4 separate regions of the Mus musculus genome follow, and regions 1, 2 and 4 are each linked to region 3. Evidence: chromatin loops called from intact Hi-C (ENCODE). Cell type or tissue: heart. All regions are shown on one strand. Region 1 has its middle 7.6 kb from the start of Gm40425. Region 2 overlaps Gm35818 (a long non-coding RNA gene). Region 3 holds the start of Egln3 (egl-9 family hypoxia-inducible factor 3). Region 4 has its middle 50 kb from the start of 1700104L18Rik.

Region 1 (8,000 bases), 340 kb before region 3:
ATGTTACCAGAAAGTAATTCCCTCACTGATGACTTCCTCTTAGTGGCCCCATTTCCCACAGAGAGAACCAGAGACTGGTTTCTGGATAGGTGTGGATCGCAAGGATTTCTGGGATAGCGCTTCCCTTTTCTGTGCTCAATACAACAAAAGAAAAGCCAACTCTATACCGTCATTGCAACCAAGCGTCCCCTAACCCGTGTCTTTATGGAAATGGGGCTGGGTGTTTGGTTGCCTAGTGGATTTGCTTTAAGATGGGCTGATTCAGTATCCTCCAGCCCTTGGGAGGCAAGTAGGTGGAGAGGAGGAAAGATGCTTTGCTTAGGAAGTTAGAAGTCCAAAGTGAGGGTGTTGGCAGGGCTGTGTGCCCTATGAACTCCGTGAGAGTCCGCCTCTGCCTTGTGTGAGCTTCTGGTGGAGTTCCACGGCTCGGGGCAGTGCCGTATTATTCTTCCCATGCCTTTCTTAACTGCATCCTTTGTCTCCATGAGATTGTTTTCTTTGTAAGGACACCAGGGTTCTATTCAGTAAGTGGTCTACTGCACTTCAGTGTGACATCATCTTAACCAGCTACATTTGCAAGAACTCTTTCCAAATATCATCACATCTTGGGCCACTGGGGATTAGACTTCCAATGTATCTTCTTTTTGGAGGGCGAGCAATAAAACTTGTAGGAGGTCCTAGATACTTTTGAGTAATTTATACTTATGTTTATTCATAATCACATCAAGAAGAAATACTATTACAATATTTATGTCTCTAACCAATCATATGGCTATTGCTGGTATTCGATTTTAAAAACATTTTCATTAACATATGTTAATTATACAAAATGGGTTTTATCATGTGGTTTTGTATTGTTCATATAATACCCTCACCCATTAGCACTTTTCCCCCAACTACAGGTAGCTTCCTCTTCCCTGAAAATGTTAGGAATTATCTTGGAGATGATTTGATACTGCTTGGATGGTGTCTGATTTTATTTTCGTTCTTTTTTTGGTGACAGGGTTTCTCTGTGTAGCCCTGGCTGTCCTGGAACTCACTTTGTAGACCAGGCTGGCTTCGAACTCAGAAATTCGCCTGCGTCTGCCTCCCGAGTGCTGGGATTAAAGGTGTGCACCACCTCGCCCGGCCTCATTCATTTTTTGTTAACTCTGTGGGTCTTACTTAGGTGGGAGGTTTCTACCTTTATCATGCTTGGACTCACATTTATTTAGGAGCTCAAAATAGCTTCTGCCTGAATAAAGATTTGAACCTTGGACGCCCCCCCCCCACGCCCCAGATTAAAAGCCTGATGCTCTACCAACTGAACTACCCATATCCCTTGGAGTAGGATTGTTTAAATACAAGTTGATCACAGTGTTTACCTAGTTCTAAAATCTCCCGTGATTTCTCTTCTCTCTTGGGATTTGAATTCCAAGCCTGAACTAAGCAATTTGGCCTCATGTATGTCTCTTTGTTTCACCCCCTGCCATATCCCTTCTCCCCCGCATTGCTTCAGGCACTCCTCTTTGCCAAGGCTTGACTCCTTCCTGGGGCGGGTGGTGGGGAAGGCTTTGCCCCTCATTGTTCTGTTATACAGACTGACTCCACCCTCGGGCACGCCTTCCCCTTCATTTCCCTGAGACTGCTCAGAGAGAACCACACTCTTTCTGCCTTTATACAGCTTCCCCCCTTTCCCTTATCTTTCTCTGAGAGTTTATTATGTGTGTTTGTTCAGCATCTGCTTCCTCTCCCTTTATATAGGATTGTTATTTGGGACTTTGTTCTGTCCGTGTTTTGGGCTCTTAGTGTCTAGAATAGAGCCTAGAACATACTAGGCACCTCATAATTATTTATTGAACAAATCAATAAATATAGATAATTTAAACTTTAACCTGTTTCCTAATTATATCAAATAGTAATAAATCTACCAGGTACTTGGAAGAAAAGTCTTGGGAGAAGAGTCTGAAATGAAAGATGATATTAATTTTTTATTTTTATATATTTCAAGACAGGGTTTCTCTGTGTAGCCCTGGCTGTCCTGGAACTCACTCTGTAGACCAGGCTGGCCTCAAAATCACAGAGATCTGCCTGCCTCTGCCTGGAGAGGCCATGCTGGCTCATGTCCATTTTTTTTAAATGTTCAAGTTACAACTCTTTTTTATTTTATTATACAACTGAGGGAATCAAAGCCAAAGAAACCTCAACAACTTGCCAGATTGATATAAGTAAGTACAGAATTCAAAACCAGATCAGGCCAGCTTCACAGACCTCTTCATAACTCAGTGCTAACCCTAGCTCTGCCTGTCTACCCGTCTGTCTCTCTCTCATTTAGTAACTTATCTTGCTGTTATGAGGCCTTACCTCTTATAGAGGACTGTTTCTGGCTTCAAGGAAGTTTTTCAAAGAGTGATTAGTTTTGTGGAAGACACACATATGCATATATGGTAATTGATTTTTTATAGACAAATGGACAGAACCATGAGTTGGCACACACCTTCCCCTGGTCCTATAATGATTTTCCTTCTGATTAACATCTTGCATTGCTGGCTCATTTGTTATAGTTGATGGACCAATATCGATGCATCATTATTAATTACGGTCCACAGTTTCCTTCAGGCTTGGTTCCTGTGTTGAACTTGCTATAGGTTTTATCAAACACCTAATGTCAGGTATCCAGCATTACACTATTATGCAGAATAGTCTCTCCACAAAGGCTCTCTTCCATATCTTTTCATGGTTGGATGGCTTGTTTCTTATTACTGAGTAATATCCCATTGAATATATGAACCTCAGTTTGTATATACAGTCACTTTCTAAAGTATATCTTGGGAGCTGGAGAGATAGCTTAGTGGCTAAGTTCATATGCTGTTTTTGCAGAGGACCTGAGTTTGATTCCCAGCACCCACATTAGGCAGCTCACGATTGCCTGTAACTTAAGCTCCAGGGGACCTGATACCCCTCTGATCTCCTTCTACAGACACATACACACACACTTATTAAAATTTAGAAAAAGAAAGAAAAAATTGAAGAAAGAAGAAGAAAAAGAGCACCTTGGTTTCTTCCAAGTCTTGGTAGTTATGATTAACATTTTGTAGACATCAGTTTTCAGTTATTTTGCTAAGACTATATGCCTATATGCTCCATGAGAAATTGCCATTCAGTCTTCAAAACTAGCAGTTTGTGCTTCTACCAGCTGTAGATGAGAGTTCCTGAAGTCCTGTCTTTGCTGAGTTTTAACGGCATCAGTATCTTGGGTTTTAGCCATTTGAACAGGCTTGTAGTAACAGCTCCTTGGTGCTTGAGCTTGTCCCACACTAGTGATGTGTAGTGATGTCCCACACTAGTGATGTGTAGTGATGCCCCACACTAGTGATGTGTAGTGATGCCCCACACTAGTGATGTGTAGTGATGTCCCACACTAGTGATGTGTAGTGATGCCCCACACTAGTGATGTGTAGTGATGTCCCACACTAGTGATGTGTAGTGATGTCCCACACTAGTGATGTGTAGTGATGTCCCACACTAGTGATGGGTAGTGATGTCCCACACTAGTGATGTGTAGTGATGTCCCACACTAGTGATGTGTAGTGATCACATGTTTCTGTGCTCTTTGCACGTCTTCTGGTCTCTTTGCATGTCTTCTGTGCTCTTTGCACGTCTTCTGGTCTTCAGCTCTTCTGCAGACTTTTTACTTGGTACTTGGATTTCTTGTTATGGATTGGTTCTTTGTGATTTTTGGATACAGGTCTTTCATCAGTATGTATTAAAAGATAAGCCCAGGCTTATTGTTTTAGTTTCTTAAAGGAAATTCTATTTTAAAAATTCAACTGGAATATTCCGACAGATAAATTTCTGTTCTGATTTGTTAATTTACTTCAAAAGACTTATTGAGAGGTAACAAGTCATATGCAGGCTTGACAAAGCATCATTTTTGAAACATAAAATTAAATACAATTGAAAAGGTCTGTCCTAAAACTTCTCGGATAGGACAATGTTATGTAGTAAATGTAGGAATTAGACTTAACTTTTTCCTTTTATTGAATAGCTCCTCCCCTCACAGAATATGACCTGGTTACAGTTTCTCCCCCATCTACTCTTCCCAGTTCTTCCCCACCTCTCCTCATATCTGGATCTATTCTGTCTTAGTAGAAAACAAGCAGGCATCTAAGGTGTCTAAGTCACTGCTGTATTGCTGTGAAGAGACACCATGACCATAGCAACTCTTTTTTTTTTTTTTTTTTTTTTTTTTTCTTTTTCAAGACAGGGTTTCTCTGTGTAACCCTGGCTGTCCTGGAACTCACTCTGTAGATCAGGCTGGCCTCGAACTCAGAAATCCTCCTGCCTCTGCCTCCCAAGTGCTGGGATTAAAGGCCTGTGCCACCACCGCCTGGCTTGACCATAATGCTTGTCCTCTTAAAAAGGACAGCATTTAATGGTGGGCTGGCTTACAGTTTCAGAGGTTTAGTCCATTATCATCATGGCAGGGAACATGGCGGCATGCGTGGTGCTGGAGCAGTAGCTGAGAACGACATCCTGCTCTGTAGGCTGCAGACAGAGAGAATTGGGCCAGACATGGGCTTTTGAAACCTCAAAGCCCCAGTGATACTCTTCTTCCAACGTGGCCACACCTCCCAATCCTTCTCAAACAGTACGACTCCCTGATGACCAGGCATTCAAATATATGAACCTATGGGGCCATTCTTATCCAAACCACCACATAAGTGTTAATAATAAAATAAAGTATAATATAGCAAGATAAAACAAAACTAACACTGACATAGGACAAGACAAACAAACAAGCAAACAGACAAACAGAAGGGAAAGAGCCCAAGAAAAGTTACAGAAGCACAAGAAACAGTTTTAGACACAGAGATTTGTTGGCACTCAGGAATCCCATTAAAACACTAAACTATAAGCCATAATATACGCTCAAGGGACTTGAAAGGTAAAAAAGAAAGAAAAAATATATAAAAAAGAAAGTTAAGCAAACAAATGGGAGATGCTTTATGAGATAAAGAGCCTCCTAAGGTGCTGCTGAGTTAATTTTCTGTTGGTCATCTAGTGCTGCGTGAGCAGCCTGTCCTTAAGAATAGTTTGCTTCTCTGGTGAGGAAATTTAGAAAACTAAATTTCCATTTGCAAGTGATTACCAATTGGAGAATGCTTCTGGGGTAGGGATGGGGGCTGTGCCTACTTCTCCTTTCAGCTCTAGGGCCCCATCTGGTGTAGACCTGTGCAAGCTCTGTGGCTGTGGTCTCAGCCTCTGTGAGTTCATCAGCCCTGTGGATTTAGGGGACCTTGTTTTCTTAGTGTCCTCTATCTCCTTCCAGCTTTTTCTGCCTCCTTCTGTGTGGTGGAATGGGGGCATTCCCTGAGCCCTAAGAGGAGGGACTTTATAATGATATCTCATTTAGGACTGTGCGGTCCAAGGTCTTTTACTCTCTGCTTAACGTCTGGCTGTGGGTCTCTGCTGTAGGAGTAAGTTTCCCCGATGATGCAGAGCAAGACACTTCCCCAGCTGGAATGTGTATTTAATTCTTGATCACAAAAGAAAGAAGAAACTGCCTTGACCTTTTGTGTTAAAAATGAAATGAATTTTTGGAGATATGAAATTATTTTTTGAAGAAAATATCTGCAATAATTATGCGAGACATAGGTTAACAACCTCACTGTATATAAAGTCCTTAATATTCAGTAATTCAAAATTAAGACCACAGTCAAGGGCAAAGACATTAACAAAAGATTTATAAGTGGCTAGCATAACTTTAAACACACTCAACTTCAGTGATAGAAGCAACCGGATTTACTGTGCAGAACACCAATCAAATTTACTATATACAGGAATATTTCCATGCATTGCATCTGTAAAGACCAGGGCTCCTCTTCACTAGCTGTGATGTCCTTTCAGACACTGCTGGGGAAATGGACAGAAAAGATGCATTAGCAGTCTTGGAAAAGAAATTGACCTACAATTAATTCTACTTCTGGGATCTCTCTTAGAGACATAATTAGAAGCCTAAATAAAGACTTGTTCACACTGATGGTATCTGTGTAATTGTTCACAACTAGATAACAGATATGACAGTGAATTTTAGTTAAGACATGAAACAAATTTTATTTTGCAGCTTTAAAAAAATGAGGCACTAGGCAAAGGACTATGAAGAAACTTTTCGAGGTGTGCCTTAGGGTTTTATTGCTGTGAGGAGACACCATGACCAAGGCAACTCTTATAAAGGACAACATTTAATTGGGGATGGCTTATAGGTTCAGAGGTCCAATCCTACCATCATTGTAGGAAACATGGAGATGTGCAGGCAGACGTGGTGCTAGAGAAGCTGAGCGTTCTACATCTTGATCTGCAGGCAGAAGAAGGAGACTGTGCCATTTTGTGTATAGCTTGAGCATTTGAGATCTCAAAGCCTACCCTCACAGTGACACACTTCCTCCAACAAGGCCACACCTACTCTAAGGTCACACCTTCTAATAGTGCCATTCCCTATAGTCCAAGCATTGAAATATATGAATCTATGGGGGACTTCCTATCTGAACCATCACAGGGCAATACAATTATTCATAAAACATGTCTTAATTTGGGCAGTAGCTGTTCTACATGCTTGAATTTTTGAGATTTACTTTTATATGTACAAGTGTTTTACATACGTGTGTGACTGTGTACCATGTGTAGGTAGTGCCCATGGAGGCAACACCAGGGCGCCAGATCCTCCTGGAACTAGAGTTACAGATGGTTGTGAGCTTCTATATGGTTGCTGGGAATGGAACCCAGGTCCTCTGGAAAAATAATCAACACACTTTTTTTTAAAATTGTTTATTGGTAGCCAGATAGACAGTGGTGGCGCACGCCTTTAATCTCAGCACTTGAGAGGCAGAGGCAGGCAGATTTCTAACCTGGTCTACAGAGTGAGTTCCAGGACAGCTAGGGCTATACAGAGAAACCCTGTCTCAAAAAACCAAACCAAACCAAACCAAACCAAACCAAACCAAACCAAACCAAACCAAACCAAACCAAGCCAAACCAAACCAAATCAACCAACCAAATAAACAAACAAAAAACAACAACCCCCCAAAAACCCCAAAACAAACCAAAAAACCAAATAAATTGTTTATTTGTTATTTTATTTATATACATTTCAAATGTTTTCCCTTTCCCAGTTTCCCCTTTGCAAGAGGTTCCCAGGACCCAATGGGGATGACATTAGCTGAAATACCCAACAAAGGGGAGAGAGAAACTGCAGTCAGCACTCTTAACTTATGAGAGGAATTCTAGCCTAGAATTGGAATTTCTAGATGCTTTTCTGGGTGGGAATAACATAAAAACATAACTTTTTAGTAATATCAGTTGCTAAATACATACAATATATTAAAAATACCTCAAATTCCAGTATTCTTTGATGATAACTTTACACATGTGTAGTCTCATAAAAATCTGATGGTGTTCAGTTGAATTAAGCAAATCTTTCATGCAAATTCCCTTACCACTACTAATATCGCCACCAATATTTCAGTGCTTTAAAATTATTTTGTATGAATCAAATAAACATTGGCAGAGAACTCTATCCTATTAGGTATTAATCTTTACCTAGCCAGCTCTGCCTACTTGGGAAACTGAATACTCAAATTGTAATTTAGATTTCCAATTATTAATATTCACTTTGGTGTGAAGTTATGACTACACAGAGAAACCCTGTCTTGAAAAAAAAAAAAAAAAAAAGAAGGTGGACTTTGAAGTCTCAGATGCTGAAGCCACACCCAGTGTCACAGTCACTTCCTGCTGCCTTCAGATCTGGATATAGAACTCTCGTCACCATGTCCGCTTTCATGCGTCAAGCCACGCAGATAATGGACTCACTCTGAACCTGAAAAGGAGTCCCAATTAAATGTTTTCCTTATTAAAAATTGCCATGATCATGGTGTCTCCTTCACAGCAATAGAAACCCTAACAAGATAGGCAGCCTGCAAATATTGTCTTATGGTCCAGCTTAAGGAAAGGGGTTGTTAGGA
Region 2 (8,000 bases), 100 kb after region 3:
AGCACTAAGAGTTTATGTTCTGGAGAGACAGAGTCTGGATATCAACCCTCTGTTTGGGATATGCATTGGAGAGTTCTGGAACCATCTATGTATGCATGGAGCTGTGCTAGTCAGTGTCTGTGTTGTATGCAAATGAAGCCAGCTCTAAATCAGATTCAAATCAGGGTTGGAGAGGAGGTTGATATTTCACAGATTTGTTGAAAAGATGAAATCAGGTAATAGCATGGCATATGGCACCTAGAAAGTCCTAGACATGTTAGGGTTTTTAAAACGATTTATTTATTTATTTATTTATTTATTTATTTAATGTATATGAGTACACTGAAGCTGTACTGTGAGCCTTCATGTGCTTGCTGGGAATTTGAATTCAGGACCTCTGCTCGCTCCAGTCGACCCCACTTGCTCTGGCCTAAAGATTTATTTATTATTATAAGTACACTTGTAGCTATCTTCAGACGCACCAGAAGAGGGCATCAGATCTCGTTACAGATGGTGGTGAGCCACCATGTGGTTGCTGAGATTTGAACTCAGGACCTTTGGAAGAGCAGTCAGTGCTCTTAACCACTGAGCCATCTCTCCAGCCTGACATGTTAGTTTTGATGCATCATTAACATCTTACTGTATGCTATTTGTCTTGTGTGTGTAGGTGCATGTGCACCTATGTGCAAATCCGTGTAGAGGTCAGAGGTCAACCTCAGATGTCATTCCTCTGGAGCCATCCATCCTGTTTTTGAGATAGGAGCTCTCTTTGAGATCTGGTTTACTGGTTAGACTAGGCAGGCTGGCACTGATCCTCAGGGATCTTTCTTTCTGTCTGTGCCTCCCCAGGGCTGGAATTATAGGTGCATTCTACCATGCTCGGTTTGTTATGCCGGTGAGGATGTTTGACCTCTGATCCTCATGCTTGTGCAGTGAGCACGTTAATGACCGAGTCATCTCCCTGCCCCAGTGTTTATCTTTTCTTACCTGTAGCTGTGATTTGAAATAAAACTAAGATTAGCCTTGATTTCATGTATTCTTTTGATTTTTGAGACTTGATCTCCAGAATATATGGTCCTCTATTCTCTCTCTCTCTCTGTCTCTCTCTCTCTGTCTCTCTCTCTCTCTCTCTCTCTCTCTCTCTCCTAAGCAGCTATTGCTAAGAGGGAAGAGGCAAATATGTAGCTTCTTAGCTCAGCTTACAGACAGGCTGCATTCGTTCTCTGGAAAGAGTAAGCAAAACTAAATTGAATTTACCTCTGAATCCTTATTCACTCCCTGTGGTCATTTACAATATTGTGTAAGAAGCATTTCATTTGCAATATTGTAGAACAGGCATAAAATAAACTCTAGCCCCGTCAGTTATGCCTTAGCTTCCCTATCACCTTTGGTTCCCGGGTCTTGTCTGAATCGATGTAACCATGACTGAGTACCTACTACTCAGAGTAGCTACTGGGCATACAAGAAGAGAACCTGTTTCTTGCTGTTTACAGAGGCAATGACACAGAGGCTAACAGCTATCCGGCCATGTAGTGGGCAGTACAGGAGAAGCCTGCAGCCTACGAACAGTGGGCACACAGATGAGAAGGAATTAAGCTCCAAGAAGGACAGCAGAGGGATCTAGTGGACACAGCAGTTCCTGGAGGAACACATGGAAAATGGGAGGAGTACACCAAACCTTCGGATCTCTGCCAGGTGCTCTATGCTTCACTGTGTTCAAGTTTACGAAGCAGGAGGGGATATAAAGCCAGAATGAACGTTCTGATGGCAGTGTAGACAGTTTTGGGGATCACTGGAATGGAGAACCAAGTAGTAACCTATTCCTGTAGTGACAAGAGATGGTGTACTGGCTAGTTTTGTGTCAACTTGACACAGCTGTGGTTATCACAGAGAAAGGAGCTTCAATTGAGGAAATGCCTCCATGAGATCCAACTCTAAGGCATTTTCTCAATTAGTGATCAAGGGGGAAAGGCCCCTTGTGGGTGGGACCATATCTGGGCTGGTAGTCTTGGGTTCTATGGTCAGGGACTTGGATAAGAGAGCAGGCTGAGCAAGCCAGGGGAGGCAAGCCAGTAAAGAACATCCTTCCATGGCCTCTGCATCAGCTCCTGCTTCCTGACCTGCTTGAGTTCCAGTCCTGACTTCCTTGGTGATGAACAGCAGTATGGAAGTGTAAGCCGAATAAACCCTTTCCTCCCCAACTTGCTTCTTGGTCATGATGTTTGTGCAGGAATAGAAACCCTGACTAAGACAGATGGCGAGGGCTTAGCCTTGGCAGTGGAGGGTTGGAGGGTCTAAAGTGGGAAAGCTTGGACCAATTGGTGCAAATGATGGGCGGGACAGAGTTGTTACTGTGGTGTGAGATTCCTCATTGGTCTGTGTTGGCAGTGTCCTTTGATGAAGGGCTCAAAGAAGGGCCAAGGCTTGTTTTAGACAAACCACCATTAGCTCCATTTGTGGCAAGGAAGTGTGTAGAGATAGACGCTCTGGTAATCAGGAGACTGATGGCTATGATCACTTGCAAAGGGCCCAGGCCTAGAACCAGCCCCATAAGTAGACAGAATACTTATCCCCTGCATCTGGACTCCTGAGTCTCATTCTGTCTGGGGCCCTGGCTTCTTGTTGCTGGTTACCCACTAGGCCTCTGGCTATTTCCATGGTGGCTGCTGCCCTGTACACCGACTTGATGTCTCAGGAGTAATTGACTCGTGTTTCCTTCTTCTAAGGGTGCCCTGGGACTCACCAAGCACTGCCTATCTTAGATTAGCATAGACTGGACTTCCTGTTGCTGATAGTCTCAATGGGTTCTTCAGCTTGTGGCCTCAGCCTCAGGCCTACCTATGCTCAGAACTCCCTCTCTGACCTGTGGCGGGGGACTGCCTAGAAGCCAGTCTTTGTAGCTGACATTCACCTTGCCTGGTCCAGAGGAGAGGGTGAAATGATTTGATTTTAAATAAATAAATACATAAAAATGTCCAGTGCTCTCTGTCGTTATCAGGTTGGGAATTTTCTGTAACCACTTACAGAAGAGAAGAAAGCTTTCAGATTAGCAACTTCTGTCTTTCAGAAGGCAAACAGAGGTGAGAGTCTCAATAAATCAAACATGAAGGTGTTGCCCCCAAGTGGCACAAAAGAGATTAGATTCCAACTATCCGTTTCTATTAATGGCTCTTGAAAGCTTATGGAAGTAGTGCTTAAAAAAAAAAAAAATGACATCCGTGAATTGCTGAGTTTGCAGTTTGGGGAAGTCATCTTTCTGGTTATTTTTGTAAGTTCGTGGTTGTTCCTATCCCGAATCAGTATGGCCCCACCTCTGCTACCAGAGTCCTGTTTTCAGCCCCTCCCCTCTATCCCTAGGCACCATCTTGGGGGTTTTCATCTCGAGTCTGATCCAGAGCAACTTGGGCAGCCTTGTTCTTACTGGTCCTGTGTCCCCTGCATGTCTTCTCACAGGGTGTGCCTCTCTAGGCAATGTCCTTAGACCTTCTTATTATACTCTTTGGAAGTCAGAGTGCTAGTCTTAGTTCATTTGGGTGATCTTGTCTAAGTCCCCCCCCTTTTATTTTTATTTTTTATTCTTTGGTTCTACAAAGTGAGACCAGGCTGGCCTTGAACTGTCAGAGATTGGCCTGCCTCTGTTGAGATTAAAGGCAGCATCATTACACCTGGCTCCCCACACTCAGTTCTTTTAAAGTTTGTTTGTTTGTTGTTGTTGTTGTTGTGATTCTCAATTCTTTGGCCCTGGATTCCTAAACCACACAGGAAAGGAAGCGGCTACGCATTGGCAAAGCACGTGCCACTCGATGAGGCGTGCCACCCTGTCTGCTTTTGTCCATCCTCACACTTTCCACTCTGAGAGAAACCCATGAGTGCTGGCTAGTTTTATGTCATCCTGACACAAGCTAGGGTCTCAGGGGAAGAGGAAATCTCAGAAAATTGAAGGCCATTTGTTTGTTTGTTTGTTTGTTTGTTTGTTTGTTTTGTTTTGTTTTGTTTTGAGACAGGATTTCTCTGTGTAGCCCTGGCTGTCCTGGAACTCAGAAATCTGCCTGCCTCTGCCTCCTTAGTGCTGGGACTAAAGGCATGTGCCACCACGCCCGGCTGAAGGCCATTTTCTTATTTAATGATTGATGGTGGTCCTGGGTTCTATAAGAAAGCAGGCTGAGCAAACCATGAGAAGCAAGCCAATAAACAACACCCATCTGTGGCCTCTGCCTCATCTCCTGCCTCTAGGCTCCTGCCCTGTTTGAGTTCTTGTCCTGACTTCTTTCAGTGATAGACCACAATGTAGAGGTGTAACCCAAATAAACCCTTGTGATATTTGTTTTAGGGTCCAAGTGTGGTTCCAAGTTGTTCACTTTCTCCTTCTCAGGCTGGAAGAATGAAGTGGTGTTCAGAATGGGTTCTGTGGGATCCCAGGCCAGCTGGGAGTGTGTGTGTGTGTGTGTGTGTGTGTGTGTGCGCATACGCACACACTTCTCTGAGGATGTTAGTGTTACAAAGGCCTTCTCTGAAACAGCTCTCTGAAATGATCTTAGCTTGTGTGCATACCTTTATACGGGGTAGGCTTGTATGCATACATTTTATTCCCGGTGAATCAGGACTTTGTATGGACTTTGGAGAGTGGGAAGAAGTTTTCAGGGTAAATGAAAACCATTGGTTAGCGTTTAATGTTCTATAACATTCTGTCTCATGTGCATGGAGGGGTATTCCAGAAATCCCAGGTACTTGCTGTGTGGGCTCTTATTGGGAAAAGAGGAAGTTGAACTTATAGGTCTTCCAAGGACTACTCAACCTTCTCTAGTTATAGAGTGTGGGGTTTCTGGCTCCCCAGACAAGGTCAGAAGAGCGGAGGCCCTTCTGGTAAAGGGAGGCTTCCATTTTGTGCCAGGCTCAGAGAAGTTAACCACTTAAGGTAGAATTCTACCTTAATTGGTAGACAACCCCTTTTTTCCCCAAGTTGCTTTGGTCATGATGTTTCATCACAGCAACAGAAACAGCACCCCTCTATGGCCTTTGTATGAGCTGTTGCCTCCAGATACCCCACTTGTGATGGATTACAGTGTGGAAGTGTAAGCTGAATAAATCCTTTCCTCCACAACTTGCTTTGGTTGTGCTCCATCATAGCAGTAGTAGCTCTAACTAGGATACTTTGTCTGGTGTGCAGACCATAACGTAGCCTACAGGTTTTACCGCCCCTGCAGCCATGTCTTACGTGGTGCTAGGAGACACCCCTCCTCTCTTCCCTTTCAGCTTCTCTTTATTGTCTCAGGGGTGGATTTGTGTCTCAAGAGCCAGTTCTTTGTGAATGCCACCCCTAACCCCAAGATGGGAACAAAGAGATACTCGTTGTTGCAGTATAATGTTCTACCTCTACTACAATCCCACTTTCACAGAAAATGGACCTTGACTAGGAGAAAGGAGTAGAAATGTTTTGATTGTGAATGGAACAGTCAAAAAAAAAACCCGGTAATCTACTCTGTCCCTCCTCACACCCCCTCTAATGGGCCCGCTCTTGCTCAGGTCCCATCGCAGCTCTCCTCACAGGACAGAGAAATTGGAGCACTGATTCTATGTGTGTCTTTTGACATGTCATACTTAACAAAGTGTCAGCCTCCCTAGATCTCAGTCACAACAGCCGAACAATGGGGATAGCCACCGTTATCTTATTATTGTTATTATTTTTTCTCTTCGAGATAACTCTTGGCTTTGAAATGGGAACACACCCAAGGCAAAGATGGTTCTCGCTGATATCTCACTGCAGTATGAGGCTTCACAACCGGCAATTGCATAGACTGAGGACATGGAAGCTCCAAGGTATGGTTTTTGAGAAGAAGGTTTTTATTGTAGATATGAAGGACAGTACAGCCAGAGGAGTGTGGAAGGGTTCAGAGCTGAGAGAGAAAGTAAGAGACTAAACATGGCCAGCAGACTGGATCAGCCTGGGAGAGGGGGTGGGAGAGAGAGAGAGAGAGGGGGGGGGGAGAGAGAGAGAGAGAGAGAGAGAGAGAGAGAGAACAAAGCAGACTAAGAGGTATAGGAAAGGAGATGGAGAGGGGAAGACAGTGTAAGAGGAAGACCATGAGCTGGAGTTTAGGGTAAGGTGGGGTGAGAAAGGCTAAGAACCATGGGTACTGAGAAAGGCTGGAGGCCCTCTGATGCTTTGATATGCTAATAGATACTACAGATCTCCGGATGACCCTTCTGAATGAGATAGGAAATGGCTTCTTTAGTTGAGCGGAACAGCCACAGAATTTGGGTGAGTGGCATTTCCTTGCTTCCTTCAGTTCTGACAGAGGTTGAGTGGTTTGGAATGGAGCAGAAGAGTGGGGAAGGGAGCCTGTCAGTCAGAGCACATCTGCTTTCCCTTTGGTACTGGGCCTTGTGTGCACGCGCGCACGAGTGTGTGTGTGTGTGTGTGTGTGTGTGTGTACATGTTCATGTTTGCCTACGCATGTCAGTATATGACCACGTATGTGCATATTTAGCAATTTCAACATCTATAAAACAGCCGCCATGAGCTGATAATCTCACCAAAGCTTAATGAATGAGAAACAACCCCCAAAACAGGCAGAGGGCTTTCACCAGAGGCGGAAGGCAGGGCTTCAGGCATAATAAATCCCTGGCTCTGACAGTTTTTAGTACTTTCTGTCTGGAGGGGGAAAAAGGTGAATAAATAATAAATAAATAAATAAAATTCACATTAACCTAAGAATTACCTTACAGTGTTTTTTGAAAGGAAGAAAAAGGGAGAGTTGAGCTAGCAGAACTATTTCAAGATGATTTAGCAGGTGAGAGGGAGTTAGCTGTGACTGTTTTATGTCTCGTCTATTAGGGACTGTATGCTGCGACAGATCCATTCTAAGTTATACAGTTGTTCGGCAAAACTTTTGTGGGTTTTTAAATTGACTGTAATGTTTAGCAATTGGAATATAAATTTATTCAAGCCTCTTATTTGGCCGCCTCAATGGCGCATTACAAAGTATTTTATGGTGTCTGATCTGCTTAAGTTTTACAACCAGCTTCCGTTGTGCCACTCTCTTTATGGCTCCGGCTGAGAGCAGGGCTGGGTGCTCTGCCTTCTGTTGGTCCCTAGGCTACTCTTGGGGTCCTGGGGAAGGGGCTCTCCAGCTGAGCCTAAGGTGTAAACAGGTCTTTTTCTCCATGCTATCTTTTTCCTGGATCTCTGTCACATGACTGGTGCTAGGCTACTGGGGACTGTTTGTGCCTAACTCCAGCTGGGCTATGTCCATCCCTGGTCCTCCCTGTGATCATGAAAGCTAAATTCCCAAGCTTCTTTTACGCTTTTGCCTTTGCTAGTGAACAATTGTCCTCCCCCCCCCCCCCGCCCCACCTCCTCCCCTTCTGGTTTCTCCTCCCCAACCTTCCTTCCTCTTTCAACAGAGTCTGACTATGTGGTCCAAGCTGGCCTGGAACTCAGTAGGTAGACCTAGCTGGTTTCACACTCACAGAGACCTGTCTACCTCTGCCTCCCGAGTGCTGGGCAGCATGGACCTCCATGATGGGCAGGGAAGGAATTTTTTTGAAAGAATAGCCGGTTATAGTTGTTCTTCACTTTCTTACAACCCAGGGTGTGTTTTCTGGGTGTACGTGGGTATTGGTCTGACCCCCTTCTGCCTCAGTGACATTTCTCCTGACCCACTCCCAGGCTGTTATATCTCCTAACCTTCCCTCCCCCAGAGGCCTGTCTTCCCACACAGTCTGGGAAGAGCCACCATTCTTCCTTTTTGTGTCTGCCCTTGGCTCTCTTGGCCTCTGCTCAGTTCTTCCTTCTCTAAGGTTCCCAGGTGCTCATCTTCCAGCTGTTGATGACACTGTCACTTTACATTGATGGTCGTAGCTGTGTCCTGCTCCTGGGGCTGCACCGTCCTCAGGGCAGGGATTGTGACTTATTCAGCTTTCCAATCCCTGCAGTGTCTGGCACACCAAGAAGCCCAGTAAGCTCATTCCATTCACTTTTTGAGAGGCCCATGCACTGAGTCCAGGACCTCAGCATGTTA
Region 3 (8,000 bases):
CATAGGAAGGAACCGGGCAGGTCCGATTGCTGTCTCTCTGTCTTCATGCCAGGGATCTTCGGACTGGTTTCTACTGGAGCTACAGGGCTGGGAATGTGTGGGTTTTCTTTCAACCTGTATACAGTGTCAACAGGATCCTAGAAGAGATCACGGCCACTGCAGTAAAAATAAAGAAAATCTGGAAAAATAAGGGCTTTTGTTACTAAGAATACATCAGCACTGTTCATAAGTTACCACAACTCTACCAAACAATACAAGATGTTAACTGTGGGGAAACAGCCTGTGGGGTATTTGAAAACTCCACATGAGTCTTCACAGCTTCCCTCTGCATCTAAGATTATTTTGGGATATGGTTATTTAAAAAAAAATACAATATGGTGTAAAATTCTAATGAGTAGAAACACTTTAGGAAAAGCCTTTGTAAAAATTAAGCAACGAGACTCTTTAAAACACTCCTTAAACACTCCAGCTTAAAATTTGACACAGCTGTATTTTTTTATGACTAATGCAAAAGATTTTTAGACACTTTAAGCCTAAACAAGAGAAAACTGAAAAATATTAATGAACATTTTTATTCATGTTTCCAAAAGCCAGAACCTGACAGAATAGTCAGGGAACAAATGAGATGGACTCAAACACACCTGTGAACTGAGACATAATTAGGGACTGACACAAAGCTGGCTTTCTTTGGCTTCCTCTTAGACCTGGGAAAGAGCAGGATGGCTCAGGTCCACAGGGACAACAATGTAATTAAACACTTCCTTCTCTGAACCCGAGTTATACCCATGAGCTTACAGCCATAAATTCATTTTGGTCTTGTGTCACTAGCCGCAGCACTGAAATGAACTCACTTCCTGTGTCCCTTAAAAGCACCCCGCGCCTGGACCGAAACGTAACTCATGACCAGGGATTGTTCTCAACAGGCTAATACATCACTGAAATCTATGTCTTGCATCCTGGAACTGTGGGCTATAATTAGGATGGAGCAAGAAGCAGATCTCAGTTTGCAGTTTGGAAAGTGACTGTCATCTAAACAGTGTATGATTATATTTTGCTTATATCCCATCTTCAGCAAGTATTAGTGAGGGAGCCAAGAGTTAAAAATGTCATCACACGTGAAAGTATCCCAACTAAGAACAACAGCAAAAACAAAAAAGTGCTCAGGAGTGAGTTCTTGCTATACCCGGCATGTGGCTTAGCATTTCCCACACCCTCAGTACACTGGGAGACCTGCCCATCTTACACTGATGTGTTTTCAATGTAAACTTCAGCAAATTATTTATCATCCTCATGTCCCACATTTTTTTTTTTGGTCATATTCACGATGGGGGCTCGTAATAGAAGTTATATCTTAGTGTTATAAAAATTAACTGAATTAGTGGTTGTAAAGGCTATGACACCATATTAAGTGTTATGAAAGTATTCTAGTTGCACGCAGATGCAAATGATACTCAAGCTCCTACCAGGATAAAAGAAAACTCAGACACGGCAGGACTTTGATGGGAAATAATAAGTTACACGAGGATTAAGGAAGAATTTGAAGGACTACAAAGACAGCTCAGCAGTTGAAGAACACCAGCTGTTCTCCCAGCCCCAGCCCACAAGCATCTGTAACTCCAGTTCCAAGGGGAATCTGACTCTCTCTTCTGACTTCTGCAGGCAACAGGAACACCCATGTTTCACACACATACGTGTAGGCCTAACCCCACTACACATAAAAGAAAAAGAAAAATTTGAGGTGGACACAGTGGCATATACCTTTAATTCCAGCACACAAGAAGCAGCAGATCTCCGAGGGTAGCCTGGCTTTGTAGTGAGTTCTAGGTCAGCCAGGACTATATAGTGAGATCCTTCTTGACAAAACAACAACAACAAAACCAGATAGACCCTCTTCCACATTAGTGGTGGGAATGTGAAATGTTAAGCTGTTAAGAAAATAGTTTGGTGGCTCTTCAAAATGGGACTTCAATATTTTACTCCCCCCCCCCCCGCCCCGTGCCCCGAAAGTTGAAAATGGCTAATCAAATCCTTAGGCACATATGTTCACAGCATTACTACTAACACTAACTCAAATATGGAAAGAACCCAAATCCATCAACTGATAAGTAGGATATTATGGCATAGCCACAATTATTCAGCCATAAAGAAGAGAGCACTGATATGTGGTACAATGTGGGTGAACCTGAAAAACAACTTTATGTGACAAGAAAGAAGCCAGCTGGAAGAAGTCCCATATAGTATGGTCCACTTAGAGAAAATGTCTGGTATAAGTAAACTCAGAGAAACAGAAGCAGATCAGTGGTTGCCAGGGACTGAGGAAAGTTGGGAACAGAAAATTACTGACCAAGGGGTGTAGAATTTTCTTTTGGGGCAGTTAGAATGTTTTGGCAGCACAGAGGTAGTGATTGCAACATGCTGTAACATGAATGTAACATGCTGTAACATGAATGTAACATGCTGTAACATGAATGTAACATGCTAAATGATGCTGAAGTTTTCACTTTGAAATCATGTGATGTCGAATACTGCCAAATTGACACAATCTAGAATCTTCTGGGAAGGGAGTTTCAGTAAGGAATCATCTATATTTCATTTATTATTTTATGTATATGGATGTTTTGCCTGCATTCATTTCTATGCACACTACATATGTGTCCGATTATCTTGGAGATCAGAAGAGAAAGTTGGGTTTCCTAGAATTGGAGTTATAGATGGCCGTGAGCTACCACAAGGGAATCTGGTTTTCTGGAAGAGCACCAAGAGCTCTTAACTCCTGAGCCATCTCTCCAACCCCTCAGAGAGGAATTATATAGACAGGCTTGCCTGTAAGAAGACTGTAGAAGTATTAACTGATTACTTAACTGAGTGGGAAAGACCTGCCCACTCTGGGTGGCACCATTCCCTAGGCAGGGAATCCTAAATGTGTAAGAGTGGAGATGGGGAAGCATGCATGTATTCACTCACTGCTTTCTACTGTTGATTGTGCATGTGATGTGACTAGCTACGTTACCTCCTGGTATCTTGACTTCCCTGCAATGATGAACTGTGACTTCTGAGCTAAAATAAGCCTTTCTCCTCTGTGTTGCTTCTATTAGGGTATTTTATCATAACAGAATTAAAAACAAGAACGTTGGGGCTGGAGAGATGGCTCAGCTGTTAAGAGCACCAACTGCTCTTCCAGAGGTCCTGAGTTCAAGTCCCAGCAACCACATGGTGGCTCACAACCATCTGTAATGGGATCTGATGCCCTCTTCTGGTGTGTCTGAAGACAGCTACAGTGTACTTATATATAATAAATAAATAAATCTTAAAAGGAAAAAAAAAAAGAAAACAAAGTTGGTTGTATGTTTTTGAAGTTATTTTAATACTTGCTATGGTCTGGCTTGTGTCTCCTGAAGGCACGTATGTTTAGATTTGATTGGCAGCCAGTGGCATTGCTGGGGAATGGTAGAACCTCTAGAAGGGTGGTCTAGTAGAAAGACGTTAGGTTACTGGGGGTGACCCTTGTATCTGATTCTGGATCCCTGGATTCTTTATCACTCTTCTTGCCTCTCCCTGACATGATGGGCCTTGCCACAGTCCCCAAAGACTATGACAACACCTTAAAAACCATGAGCCAAAATAAATAAACCGTTGTTTCTTTTAAATGATTGTCTTAGTTAGGGTTTCTATTGCTGTGAAGAGACACCATAACCGTGGCAACTCTTATAAAGGAAAACATTTAATTGAGGCTGGCTTACAGTTTTAGGGTTCTAGTCCATTATTGTCATGACCAGGAGCATGGCAGCATGCGGGTAGATATGGTCCTGCAGGAGCTCAGAGTCTTAAATCTTGATCCAAAGGCAGCAGGTAGTGGCTGTGCACCCCTGAGCCTGGGCTTGAGTTTCTGAGACTTCAAGCTTGTTCCTCCACAACACACTCCACGTGGCCACACCAACCTCAACAAGGCCACACCTCCTGATAGTACCACTCCTTCTGGGCTACACATTCAAACCCGAGAGTTCACGGGAGGGGGTCACTCCTAGTCAAACCACCACAATGACTGTTTCAGGTACATTGCCAAAGCAATGAAAAGTTGATGAATATAATAGTCACCTTTAAAATGACTTAGGTTAATGGACAAATATCTGAAATAAATGTATTTACAGGTAACTTGGATTTTGCCCATCTGGTGCTCAGCCTCAGAGCCCGTTTGGCTCCTGCCTGTCTGTGCCCTCTGTAGAATCATGAACTTTGATTTCTCCCAGTCACAGTATGTCTGACTTCCCTACTGCTCTCAGTGCTGGCAGCTCTGAGTTGATTGGCAGGTCTGTGATTGATTAGTAAGTTCCCTGTGATTGATTAGTAAGCCAAGCAGGGATGGGGCTACAGGATTGACTCCCTTCCTGACCAGCACGCGTTTTGGAACTGAAGTCATCTAGAACCGCATCAGGCCTGAACTTGCTTGAACTGTTGTTCTAGTTGTGACTACACTAGCAGCCACTGTGCTCTGAAATTATGGAAATCCATTTAAATATTAAGTTAATAACTTTATTGGGATATTTCTGAAGTCTACTACAATCTCCAAAGCTGCAAAAGCCCCAAGGTACTACCTTCCACAGCTTCCTACTCCAAGGTGTCCCTGCAGATCATAAGAGGGGTCAGAGTGGCTCCTAGAGAGGGGCTCAGATAACAGTGGGAAGATGGCCTTTCCTCCTGTTTGGAACTCATTTCCATTCTATCCCCAATGAAGATAAATTACTCTCCAGCCTTTGCTTTGTTTGCCTTTACTGGGATGGGACAGGACAGCTGTTCTGCAGAAGTTCTCACTGTCCCCCTCCAGTGGCCGCTGAGGTCTTGCTCTAGATACCCTGGGAGGCTCCTCAGTACTGCTTGCAAAAGGTCCTGTCCTGCTGGCTTCCTGTCTAAAACCCCAGCTGGTGATTGCAGGGCCCAGGTTCAGATGTCAGTGTCTCAGGAGACTGTTTTCCAACCATCTATCATGTGCTGGCATCAGTGTTTCAAGGACATGGGCTCCTGTCACCCCAGTGCTGCTATGGGCTTTTGGACAACAGCTTCTTGAAGTTGAGCCTTTACCCTAAGGAAATACACCTTCTCCTGGACAGACATATGGAAGAGGCCAACTGAGCAAGGCCATTAACAGGGTCCCTGTTCTCCATGGAGCTAGTTAGGTTTCTTCAAAGCTGCTTACACCCTCTCTGGTTGACTGCCACTCCCCAAGGCCCTGTTTGCCCTCACTGACTACAATACAGCCTTCTTCCCAGTCTGTCAGCACTCTCTCCTCCTCTGCCTCTCCTTCACATGAACTGCACCCCCACTTCTCCCCTCAGAGAAGGTGAGCAGAGGGGCTATTGGGAAGAGAATAAAAGCAAAAAGGACTTTATGTCCAAAATTAGTGATGCTTGAAAAATCGGTGCAGTTTTTCATTTGACTTAACTGAAAATCTAAATGTGCAAAGATGTGAACTGACTCTCTGTCTCTCTGTCTCTCTGTGTTTGTCTCTCTTTCCCTCTGTCTTAGATGTCTCTGTTTCTCTCTCTCTCATTTGGAAGGAAAGGGCATCAGAAATCTGTATAGAGACCACCTTACAGTAGATAATTAAGCCTTTTGGGTAGGGCCTAGGGCTCTAGTGCAAGTTGCATGTAGTAGAAGCCAGAGAGACCTGGAACACAGTGTATCTTTTGGGGAGAGTGCGAGTGATTTTGAGAGAGAATTTCAGAACCTTTTAGTAAAAAGCTTGAGTATAAATGGTGCATGAACATCTCCCGCAGGACAAAATACAAAAATTTGCAGGATTTGGCAGTGCTCTCCCTTCCCGGGGCGCCTCCCTATCTCTCTGTCCTCCACTCCCTTCTCAGGGGATACACACCAGCCTGGCACACAGGGTGGGGGGAGGTCAAGGGGAATGTTTGTTAATGAATCAGTCAGTTTTGGTTAAAATTAAATTCACCTCTCTCTCTCACAGGGGTTGGAACAGCCAGACCCGAATCAAACAGAAGAGGAAAGAAGGAAAGACACTAGGTAGAGCTTAAACCTTAATGTTTAAGAAATATAGTCACCAGAGAGGTGACTAGCCCAGAAAGTGGCAATAAACTGTTCATGTGCATCTCAGACGTGAGATCCAGGTTTTCAAGTTTGTTAGGGGATTTAACGCAAATCAATATGCAAATCGAGAGCATTAAAAAAAAAAAATCCAGCCCTTTCTTGGGTCACACACAGGTTAGCTAGAGTGGAGCTCACCCAGATGCTCCGCAGCACCAGTCCAAGAGGAAGAGCCCGGAGGAGGGCAGTCCCGGGGGCGGGACCATGACGTTGGGGTCAAGGCGGTGCTTTCTCTCGTTCCTCCCCCGGCCACGGCCGCCGCGGCGGTGGCTCTGCATCTCCAAAAAGGGCCCTCCGACTTCTCACTGGGCCAGTCCGGCGCTGGGTGGCGGAGCCCTACACTGCTCCCGCCGGTCCCAGAGCCGGGATCCCTTCTCTTCAGAGTTTCGAGCAACTTTCCCCGCCTCTGGAGCTAAAGTGGCTCGGGGACTGTGACCACCGCAGGTGGGAGAGTCCCCGGCCCGGCTCTCCGCATCTTCGCTGTGCGCTCGCGCTGGGAAAGCCCTGGGTGCGTGCACCCTGGGGGTCCCCGGCCTCGGCTCTGTGGGCGAGATGCCTCTGGGACACATCATGAGGCTGGATCTGGAGAAGATCGCCCTGGAGTACATCGTGCCCTGTCTGCACGAGGTCGGCTTCTGCTACCTGGACAACTTCCTAGGCGAGGTGGTGGGCGACTGCGTGCTGGAGCGAGTCAAGCAGCTGCACTACAACGGGGCCCTGCGTGACGGCCAGCTGGCCGGGCCGTGCGCCGGCGTCTCCAAGCGGCACCTGCGAGGCGACCAGATCACGTGGATCGGGGGCAACGAGGAGGGCTGCGAGGCCATCAACTTCCTCCTGTCCCTCATCGACCGGCTGGTCCTGTACTGCGGGAGCCGGCTGGGCAAATACTATGTCAAGGAGCGGTCCAAGGTAGGATGCGTGCGGGTGCCCAGCCGCAGCTGCGCTGCAGGGGACGGGAAGCCTTCATTCGGAGTGTTGTGTCGCCTTCGCTGGGGTGCAGCGAACTTTGGTTTTTAACCAAGAAGTCAGCTTGCCTATCTGCCCTACTTGCGTCCCCTCCACCTCCTGGCCTAACCCCTTAAGCAAAAGTCCACGTTAAGGGGCTCAGGTGTCTCGTGATGATGAGCTTCTGCTGACTCTGAAAGAATTGCCCTGGTTTTGGTGATGACCGCAAGGACAACTGGCTGGTGGAGGGAAAAGATATTGGAAACACTGCGACACGCATGTCCATGATCCGAAGTGCCTCCTTTAAAGCCACCCGGTACTGCCCTTCACAGTAGCCAGAGGCACTCTTAACTCTACTAGAGGCAAGTCTAATTTTTGCCTTGTGTTAGTTGGCTTGTAGAGTTAGGTAGGGTGGGAGGGAAGAGTTCGGTATGACAAGGTTAAGTCCTCCACTTCTGCTGCAGCCTTTGAGCCCTGGGGCTCAGAATTCTCATAGACCCCTCAGCCCAAGTGCTGAGCCCCACGCCATCGCCTTTCTTTTCCTATAAACTCATGGCAAAATCCACTCAAACAACCTGATAAGGTCCATGAAGAGAGTGGTGAGGTACCTCTGGGTAGAAACCTTGTTTTTGTTGTTCTCATAGCCCGTAATGGGGGCAGTGGGTGGTGATGATTTATCTTGAAAATGTTTACAGGTAGATTGGCAGGCCGGTAGACCAATGGGAGGTGGAGGAGCTGGTGCCTGTAACATCACTTTGGGTTAGTCTTGCTCCTGGCCATTTCTTCCTATAAGGATAGTCAAACTCTCTCTCCAGGAGCAATTCAGAGAGAATTGCCCCCGTGTAGCTGCGGGACAAGGGACTCTTAGAGTCATGAAAACTTCATTTGAAGTCCAGCAAGGTAGAGCATGCTAGCAGCAGAGGAATTGTGGGCACTGAACCATGTGCCGCTCT
Region 4 (8,000 bases), 78 kb before region 3:
ACTTCCTTTCCTAGCATCTCCTAGTTTGAAAACATTTCTCCTTCTGACTACACACAAAAGAGAGAGCTATAAAATCCTCATGCTGCGTTTGAGTGCTGGTCACTCCACTGAAGCAGACCTGGGAACCCAAAATGTTTTTTGTTTTGTTTTGTTTTTCAAATGGTGATTCATAAGGACTTGGTCATTAATGGGAAGAAAGTAGGAGTTTGGATCCTGGACGTAGGCAGCCTGGACTTGCTTCCTAGCTCTGCCACCTCACTGTCTACGTGACTTGGACAAAGTCACTGATTCTTGCCAAGCTTTGGTTTACTCGTGTACTGAGCAAGAAGATAATTGTATGCATCCTATAGGGTTGCAGTGATGAGTAAGGAAAGCAGGCTGGAGCTGCAAGTGGCATGGAATGCATAGCAGATACGAGCCAGCCATAATTAATACCATCATGTTCTGGGAAATGGGGAGGGAGGGGAGGTTTGGGGCCTTGAGGGAAACTGTGACCCAAAGGAAAAGGGCACAGCTAGCAACAGCCAGGCCTGTGACAGGGAGAGGCATAGAAAAGAGCACTGTACGGGAGGTATACGACCAGCTGCCAACTCCTAATGGGACAGGAGTGGTTGGCTCCTTGACAGGGATCTGCCACCCCAAAGCCCCTTTAGAATTTGACAGTCTCCATGATACTCTGTGGAATTCCTAGATACAATCTCCCTGCCAGCTGGCCCAAGATTTGTTCCAATGAGGATGACACTATAGCACAAGGCTGAATCAGTGACAGTCCCTTTGTTCTGTCTCCCAGACTCCTGCGTGCCGGTGTACAGACATGTCCAGCTTGGCAGGCAGCTGACATCTGAAGGATTCAGGTTGTTATCAGACGGACACTCACTAAACAGTATCCCTCCCGGCCTCTGCGGGGCATGCAGCCGTGCACGTAGGCCTGCATACCTCCTATCTCTGCCCAGGCAATTACATGCCAGCCACCCTGCCCCATTCCAAGACAGCTGGAGCCAGCTGGGGCACAGTGCGCGGCCAGGGACAGGAGCCAAGCAGTTTTTTCTCTCTCCATCCTTTTTGATGCCACGATGATTTTCTTCTAAGCAAAGGCCTGGACAGCAGTGGTCAATGTGGAGAAACCAAGCTGCAAGAACTTGAGACTAAGCTGTGCCTGCGCTGTAAGGGAGCTAATGGGCTCAGGACAGAGGACCAGGAAGCAGCTTCCTCCCTTCCTCTCCTGGTCTCAGACTGCCCCGAGAATTAGGCTCAGATCTGGGTTTAAACACTGCTGTGGGACTCAGAGTCTGCATGAGAAAGGTATATGTGTTGGCCCGGGTCCTTGCCCAGGGTCCAGGTTTGCAACACACCTGTGCTGGATAGTTTTATGTCAACTAAAGTCATCTGAGGGAGCCTCAATTTAAAGAAAAAAAAAAGACCTCTGTAAGATAAGGCTGTAGGCAAGTCAGTAGGGCATTTTCTTAATCAGCGATTGGTAGGAAGAGGACCCAGACGGCTGTGGGAAGTGCTGTCCCTCAGCTGGGTTCTTTAAGAAAGCAGGTTGAGCAAGCCATGGAGAACAAGTCCGAAAGCAGCATTCCCCCCCCCCCCACCCCCCATGGCCTCTTCATCAGCCTTTACCTCCAGGTCCCTGCCCTATCTGAGTTCCTGATCTGACTTCCTTTGGTGATAACCTGCGATGTGGAAGCTTAAGGTGAAAAAACCCCTTTCCTTGCAAAGTCGCTCTGGTGACGGCATTTCCTCACAGGAATAGTAAGCCTCACTAGGATGCCACCCAACTGCTTCTCAAAACAGAAAGAACAAGGCCAGGCCTTTCTGACTGTCTGTGACAACTCCCCATAGTTTGTGGCATCTTCTTGTGTGTGTTCTCTTACGTACCGTGTTGGAACACTAATGTCAGGACCACTTACTGACAGCTTGCTCTGCACCCTGCAGTTTGTAAGGGTGCTCGGAGTAGTCCTGAGTAGTCCTTTCTTGCAGACGAGGACCCTGAGCACTGTGATACAATATTAGGAAACTTGGTCAAGGACCCCCCCAGACAGAAACATGTAAGGCTAGCATCCGAATGAGGTTGTGTGACCCAGAGCAAGCTCCAACCACTGAGACGCTCAATCCCCTGTCATCTCTGTTGACCGCTTGCCAAGGATCAGACCAACATCTGAGAATGTTGTTCCCAGTCTTTGCTTGGGCAGGGGCTGGATCCTTTACGTGATTGACACTTGGGGCTAATTTGTTACATCCTTGCTGTTAGTCAAAACACTGCAAAATGGACTTATTTCCTCACTGGTTTCTAGCTTGTCGGGTTTGCGTGGTGCTGAGGAGTGAAGGGCTCACTAAGCAAGTTCTATGTGTTATCTTAGAGCTAACAAGGAGAGCCACAGTCACATGAAATGGCTTCTACAAGACTCCACTCAAAAGAAAAAGAACCTTTCTAGACGCGGGAAGTGGCCCACCCTGCCCTTCCTCTCCAGCTCTCTGCTCACACTTCCAACTCAAGGCCTTTGGTTGATAAAGTACCTACCGCTCCAAGGCCTTTACACCTCCTGGGACATTTCATAGCTCTTGGAGTTGGCTCCTCACCCCTCCGGGTTCAGCTTAAGAGTTTGATAAGAGGTTCTCTTTCACCGGATGGTGGTGGCACAAACCTTTAAACCCAGCAGTGGGAAGGTGGAGGCAAGCAGATCTCTGAGTTCAAGGCCAGGCTGCTCTACCCAGTGAGTACCAGGACAACCAGGGTTACACAGACTGTCTCAAAAAACAAACAAACAAACAAACAAAAAAACCCTAAACAAACAAAACCCCCCAAACCAAAATTAAAAACAACAAAAAAGTGATTCTCTCTCACCTCCATTGGTTAGCGTGGTTTTCCTCTGTTATTCTCATCATTTATGCCTCTACACACACACACACACACACACACACACACACACATGTTTATATTACATGTATTTCTATGTATTATATTATATATTTATATATGTGTATTTATATCACGTGTGTTTTTTTCCATTAACTTATTAATTTATTCACTTTACCATCAGATTGCAGCTCCCTCTGTCCTCCCAGTCTCCCCTTATATGCCCCCTCTCTCATTCCCCTTCCCCTTCACATCTAAGAAAGGGGATACTGTCCCTTCCCAGAAACCAACCCACCATGGCACCTCAAGTCACTGCATGACTAGGTACCTCCTCTTCCACTGACGCCAGACAAGACAGCCCAGTTAGGGGAACAGGATCCACAGGCAGACAACAGAGTCAGGGACAGCCTCCGCTCCAGTTGTCAGGTGAGACCAAGGTGCACACTTGCTACATATGAGCAGGGCAGGGGATAGGTCTGGTCCTTGCATGCTCTTTGACTGGTGGTTAAGTCTCTGGGAGCCCCAAGGGTCCAGTTAATTGACTCCGTTGGTCTTCTTCTAGAGTCTCTATTCCCTCCAGGTCCCTCAATCCTTTCCCCAACACTTCCACATGTCTTTCCCAGCTCAGTCTACAGTCTAGTGTTTGGCTGCAGGTCTCTGCATCTGTTTTGGTCAGCTGCTGGGTGGAGCCTCTCAGAGGACAGTTATGTTAGGCTCCTGTCTTCATTTTTGTTTTGTTTTTTTTTTTGTTGTTGTTGTTTTTTAATATAGGATCTCACTATGTGGTCTGACTGGCCTGGAACTTGCTAAGTAGACCAGGTTGGACTGGAACTCACAGAGATCTGCCTCTTGAATGTTGGTGCTAGAGGCATGCACCGCCCTGTTCCCACATCCCATCAGTTCCTGTGGGCAGTTAGTAGTGTTCTCATTATTCCCACTATAGTCCCAGCACATAAAGAGGTGCTCACTGTATGGAGTTGTGCAAAGAGAGTTGTACATTATATTCGAGTTTTCAGAAGTGGTCATCAGGTCCTGAGACTTCTCTCTCTTCAGTTTTCACTGCCTCTTCAGCCGGGCCGATTGAATGGCTAAGTTTTTAAAGAAACTTTTTGGCTTAGGAGGCACTAGCCGTGTAATTATGCTCATCAACAGTTCTCTGAGGCGTTTTCTGTTAAGCTCCTTTCAAGCAAAAGAACTGCATTGGTCAACACCAAGGGAAGATGTCACCGCCCTTCTGGGTAGCAGGGTCTTTGAAATGTGAGCTTAGTGAGGCTTGAGGGCTGAAGCTCCACCCATGGCTCACCCCAGGCACTAGTCAGTTTGGCCAGTCACTGCTCAGTCACTTGCACGGTGCTTACTCATTCTACTCAATGCTCCATGCCAGCAGGAGCTGGAGATGTAGTGGGTGATGGGGCCCCCTTTCTTTTCTGAAGGCCAGAACCTCTTGAGTTCCTGCCCTTCCCTTTCTACCTCCCAGTGCACCCTGATGTTTAGTATGGCATCCTACCTGCATATCCACTTCAGGGCTGATGCAGAACTTAACCTCAGAGTGGCTCCTGTTTACTGGGTTGGCCATTTCTGGGACTTGAGTTTCATTCAGCTATGTTCTAAGCAACTAACCGGTAGAGGCAGATCCGGTGCCTGAGTTTTCAGTGCACAGAATGAAGGGGTGGGCTGATTAAGACGTATGCATGAAATGTACACTGCTCTGAAGAAATGTGTACATGGCTTTGGGCTAGAGAGATATCTAGATAGGCAAGCATGAGTTCAAATCCCCTAGCACCCATGTTAAAAAGAGGGGATGGGTGCTAGGGGGCTGGGCATGGCTATAAATGTCTATAAACCCAGCACAGGGTGTGTGTGTGTGTGTGAAGACAAGTAGATCCCCAAAGCTTGCTAGTCAGCCAGTCCAGCCAAAACAGTGAGCTTGTGGTTTGTTCAGTAGAGATCCTATCTCAAGTCTATAAGGCAGAAAGTAATAGAGGAAGATACCCAACCTCCTTTTCTGGCCTTGGCATCACATGCATCACACACACACACACACACACACACACACACACCTACACATCTCGTGTACAAGAAGATGGTCAGGGCTGAAGATGAAGGTTTATGAGTACTCAGCACAAGGGTACCAGCTGAATGGTGAGCTTTTTAGCTTCCTTGGTCATCTGAAGCTAAGCTTTTTTGTTTGTATGGGTGGATGTTTTCTGGTGTCTGGGTGGAGTCCTGATTCCCCCAATACAGTTAGTTCTTGGATCCTTAAGATTCCAAGAAAGGGGTTCATTCTCTCTGTCCTCCTCCTCTTCCTCCTCCTCCTCCTCCTCCCCCCTCCCCTCCCCCTCTCCCTCCTCCTCCGTTGTCCAGCTTCTAATTCTGCAAACAACAGCTGGTAAGAGTCAGTGAGGGTCAACTCAGCAACTGTGAGGTGGGAATGAGGAAGCCATCCAGACTGGAGGGTGGCGGGGGTGTCACAAGCTCAGAGCAGGTCATTTATCTGCTTTGTCAAGGCATAACAATTTTAAATAAATATTCTTCCCAATAACTTGAGTTGTGTCCCAAAGATTATTTCATTTTACAGTTCACTCATAGGGATTGCATGAACACCAGGCCTGAGCCACACTCCCAGTGGAATGTGTGCAAAGTGAGAATGTGAAAAGTCAGAAGAGCCTGCTACTCACAGTTCCTATGGAGACAGGCCTCTTCGTGGAGAGTGACTAGGGACTTGTGTGCATGGCTTTATTCCTGGTCAAACCTAAGTCTTAAGCTGGGTAGTCTGTTTCTAATCATAACTCGCTACTCTCTCTCTCTAACCAAATGTTTGTGGGGGCCACTGTGTAGGCAAGAGAGAGGCATGGAATACCCCTAAAAGAGCTAAAGACCTCCTGCAGGCTATGGCTGCTGGCTCCCTGAGCTCAGAACTGGCAAGACCAAATTGCTTTTCTGTTGGAAGCTGTCACTCCAGGGTTCTGGCCTCCTGTCCCTGTTAGTCCTCAAATCAGTGTCTTGCCATCATGCTTTTCCCAGCTCTGGGCATGTGGGGCTGTCTAGAGACTTGGTTGTTACCATTGGGTGGAGAAAGAGTTCTAACTACACAAGGTAGATAGAAACCAGGGATGCTAATCATCTTCTGGTGCAAGCAACAAAGTCAGAGGTGACCCATAGTACAGCAGCCGGCTTTAACTCGAACCCTCACCAATGTCTGGTCCAAAATGAAGGAAACAAACTTCCCAATAGGTAGATGCTGATGCTGGCACAGCAACTGTGTGTGTGTATGTGTGTGTGTGTGTGTGTGTGTGTGTGTGTGTAACTGAGTGAACAAGTGTGAGTTCATGTGTGAGTATATAACTGCATGAATAAGTGTGTGTAACTGTGAGTGTAAGTGTATTTGTGAGTGTGTATAACTGTGAACATATGAGAGAATAAGTGTATGTGTAGGTATAAGACAATATGAGTGTGTGTGTGAGTATAAATGTGTGAATGAGTGAATAAGGGTGAGTGTGATTGTCGCCGTAACCAGGTTTTTCCTTCCACCAGTTTTGCTGATACTCTTTGTCTTGCTCTCAAGCTTCTGAGGTGACACCATTAGCATAGATAGGTCAATGCAAGGAACTTTCATTAGATGTAAAACAGGACCTATATGGGGCCCATCAGTTTTTAAATGTTAGCAAAAAAACAAAGCCAGAACATGTAACAGTGGCTATCAGTGCTATGTGGGCCGTATTAGAACCCAAGGCTTGAGGAAGGGTTTGTAACGAGGAGTCTGTCTTTACTTATGTCTTCCCTTAATTTTTTTTTTTTTTTAGTTCTTTGGGAGTTCCATACAACATTCCATTTACATTTTTTTCAAAATGTGTTTGATATATACATTTTGATCTCATTTAAAATATATAAATTGAAATATTAGTATTTAATTAGAGTATTTAGTTAAATATTAATATTGTTCTTTTTATTATTTCTCCTCCTCCTTTTCTTTCTTGCTTTCTTTCCCTTCCTCTCTTCCCCATCCTTCCTTCCCCTTTGCTATTACTCCGGTCAGGGAGATGGCTAAGCTGTTTAGATGCCTGCGGTTCCATTGTGAGGATCAGGGTTTGGAACTTACATCCTCACCAGGAATCTCAAACACGCCAGTTAACTCCAGCTCCAAGGGATCCAAGGTATCTTCTGGCTTCTGTGAGTGCATGTGCATACGTGCTCACACATACACACACAAAAAAAATCAATCTTTTTTTAAATCCCAGTGGGGTCATTTGAATGCTTTCTGAGGACAGTTACTTATCTGTTAAAAAAAAAAATGAAAATCTGTCATTAACTAGTTGTATGTTCAATTTGGGTGCCCTGGTCCTTAGTCCCAGACTTGCCTGACAGGTGACCCTGCCCTTGAAATCTCTTCAGACTTCTCCTAGCTCAAGTGGAAGTGCCGATCTAGATGTTTCTCTCCAGCAAAGCCCAAATGACAGCTGCTTCTCTTCTCAGGACTCCTTGAGGCCAGGAAGGCAGCTCTGAGATACACGCTTGGCTGTGGCCCACATCCTTGGGGCCTCTGACTCAGGACAGATGCTGAGACAAATGTTCTTACACAAGTGTTCTCCATTAGATCTGCTTGTTTTGCTCCCCTGGCATGCTACCTGATTGTGTACCAAAGTCTGCCTCTGGGGCCCGTATTCATTTCGTTCATTATTGTGTCTTCAGTACAAGGACTGGCACACATTCGGTACTCAATAATTGTTAGGAGGGTGGGTAAATATAAGAAAAATAGTGACACAGAGTTTATGATCATAAGTAAAGAAACACCTAGAAGTCCAAAGTCAAGGCTTAGCGAAGTCTCAAATTCCTGGGCCCCTTTCCTGGAAAAGTTGACAGCAGGCATTCTAATATTATGCCCAAGGCTGGGTGGGAGAGACATTAAGTGATACCGTTCCTGGAAAGACAACTGATACTCACATGAGACTGAATGTTTCATCCCACAGCTGACAGAGTCCGTCAGCATCTGCTTTCCAGAATGTTCTGTTCACTGTGTGGGTCAACAAGCTATAGTAATGGCTTCTTGAGATGCCAAGCTGCTAGATACAGGGTGATATGCAGGCCTGTGCTCCAAGGGGCTCAGTTACCCTCAGTCTTCCTTGGAATGAAGGACAGTTCC

Evidence for each region. Hi-C counts contacts between places; a loop is a spot of excess contacts. Peaks named below come from ENCODE experiments on the same cell type or tissue, not always from the same donor. Only the 100,000 strongest peaks of a DNase experiment are listed, where the experiment ranks them.
Region 1: it touches region 3 in a loop (2.4-fold over the local background); 5 of 42 quality-filtered maps call a loop at or near these places.
Region 2: it touches region 3 in a loop (2.6-fold over the local background); 5 of 42 quality-filtered maps call a loop at or near these places.
Region 4: a loop joins it to region 3, with 4 times the contacts of the local background. A loop is called at or near these places in 7 of 42 quality-filtered maps.

The regions. Positions count from the first base shown.
Region 1 is chr12:54,538,278-54,546,277 of GRCm38, reverse strand. No RefSeq gene overlaps it. Among named protein-coding and RNA genes, the nearest start is that of Gm40425, 7.6 kb to the left of the region's middle. In heart, no CTCF peak of the experiment used is centred here; no DNase peak of the experiment used is centred here; H3K27ac peaks cover 535 bases.
Region 2 is chr12:54,100,902-54,108,901 of GRCm38, reverse strand. Gm35818 (a long non-coding RNA gene) reads left to right here. Exons shown (of 7, transcript XR_872758.1): 3 at 1,473-1,674; 4 at 5,676-5,796; 5 at 6,158-6,238. Among named protein-coding and RNA genes, the nearest start is that of Gm35818, 37 kb to the left of the region's middle. In heart, CTCF peaks have their summits at 516 (motif pointing right) and 3,097 (motif pointing left); no DNase peak of the experiment used is centred here.
Region 3 is chr12:54,202,216-54,210,215 of GRCm38, reverse strand. Egln3 (egl-9 family hypoxia-inducible factor 3) reads left to right here and starts at 6,342. Exons shown (of 5, transcript NM_028133.2): 1 at 6,342-7,011. The coding sequence starts at 6,655. In heart, a CTCF peak has its summit at 4,833; DNase peaks (open chromatin) are centred at 4,835, 6,355 and 7,735; H3K4me3 peaks cover 2,159 bases; H3K27ac peaks cover 2,068 bases.
Region 4 is chr12:54,280,012-54,288,011 of GRCm38, reverse strand. No RefSeq gene overlaps it. Among named protein-coding and RNA genes, the nearest start is that of 1700104L18Rik, 50 kb to the right of the region's middle. In heart, no CTCF peak of the experiment used is centred here; DNase peaks (open chromatin) are centred at 941, 4,251 and 7,371; H3K4me3 peaks cover 261 bases; H3K27ac peaks cover 1,064 bases.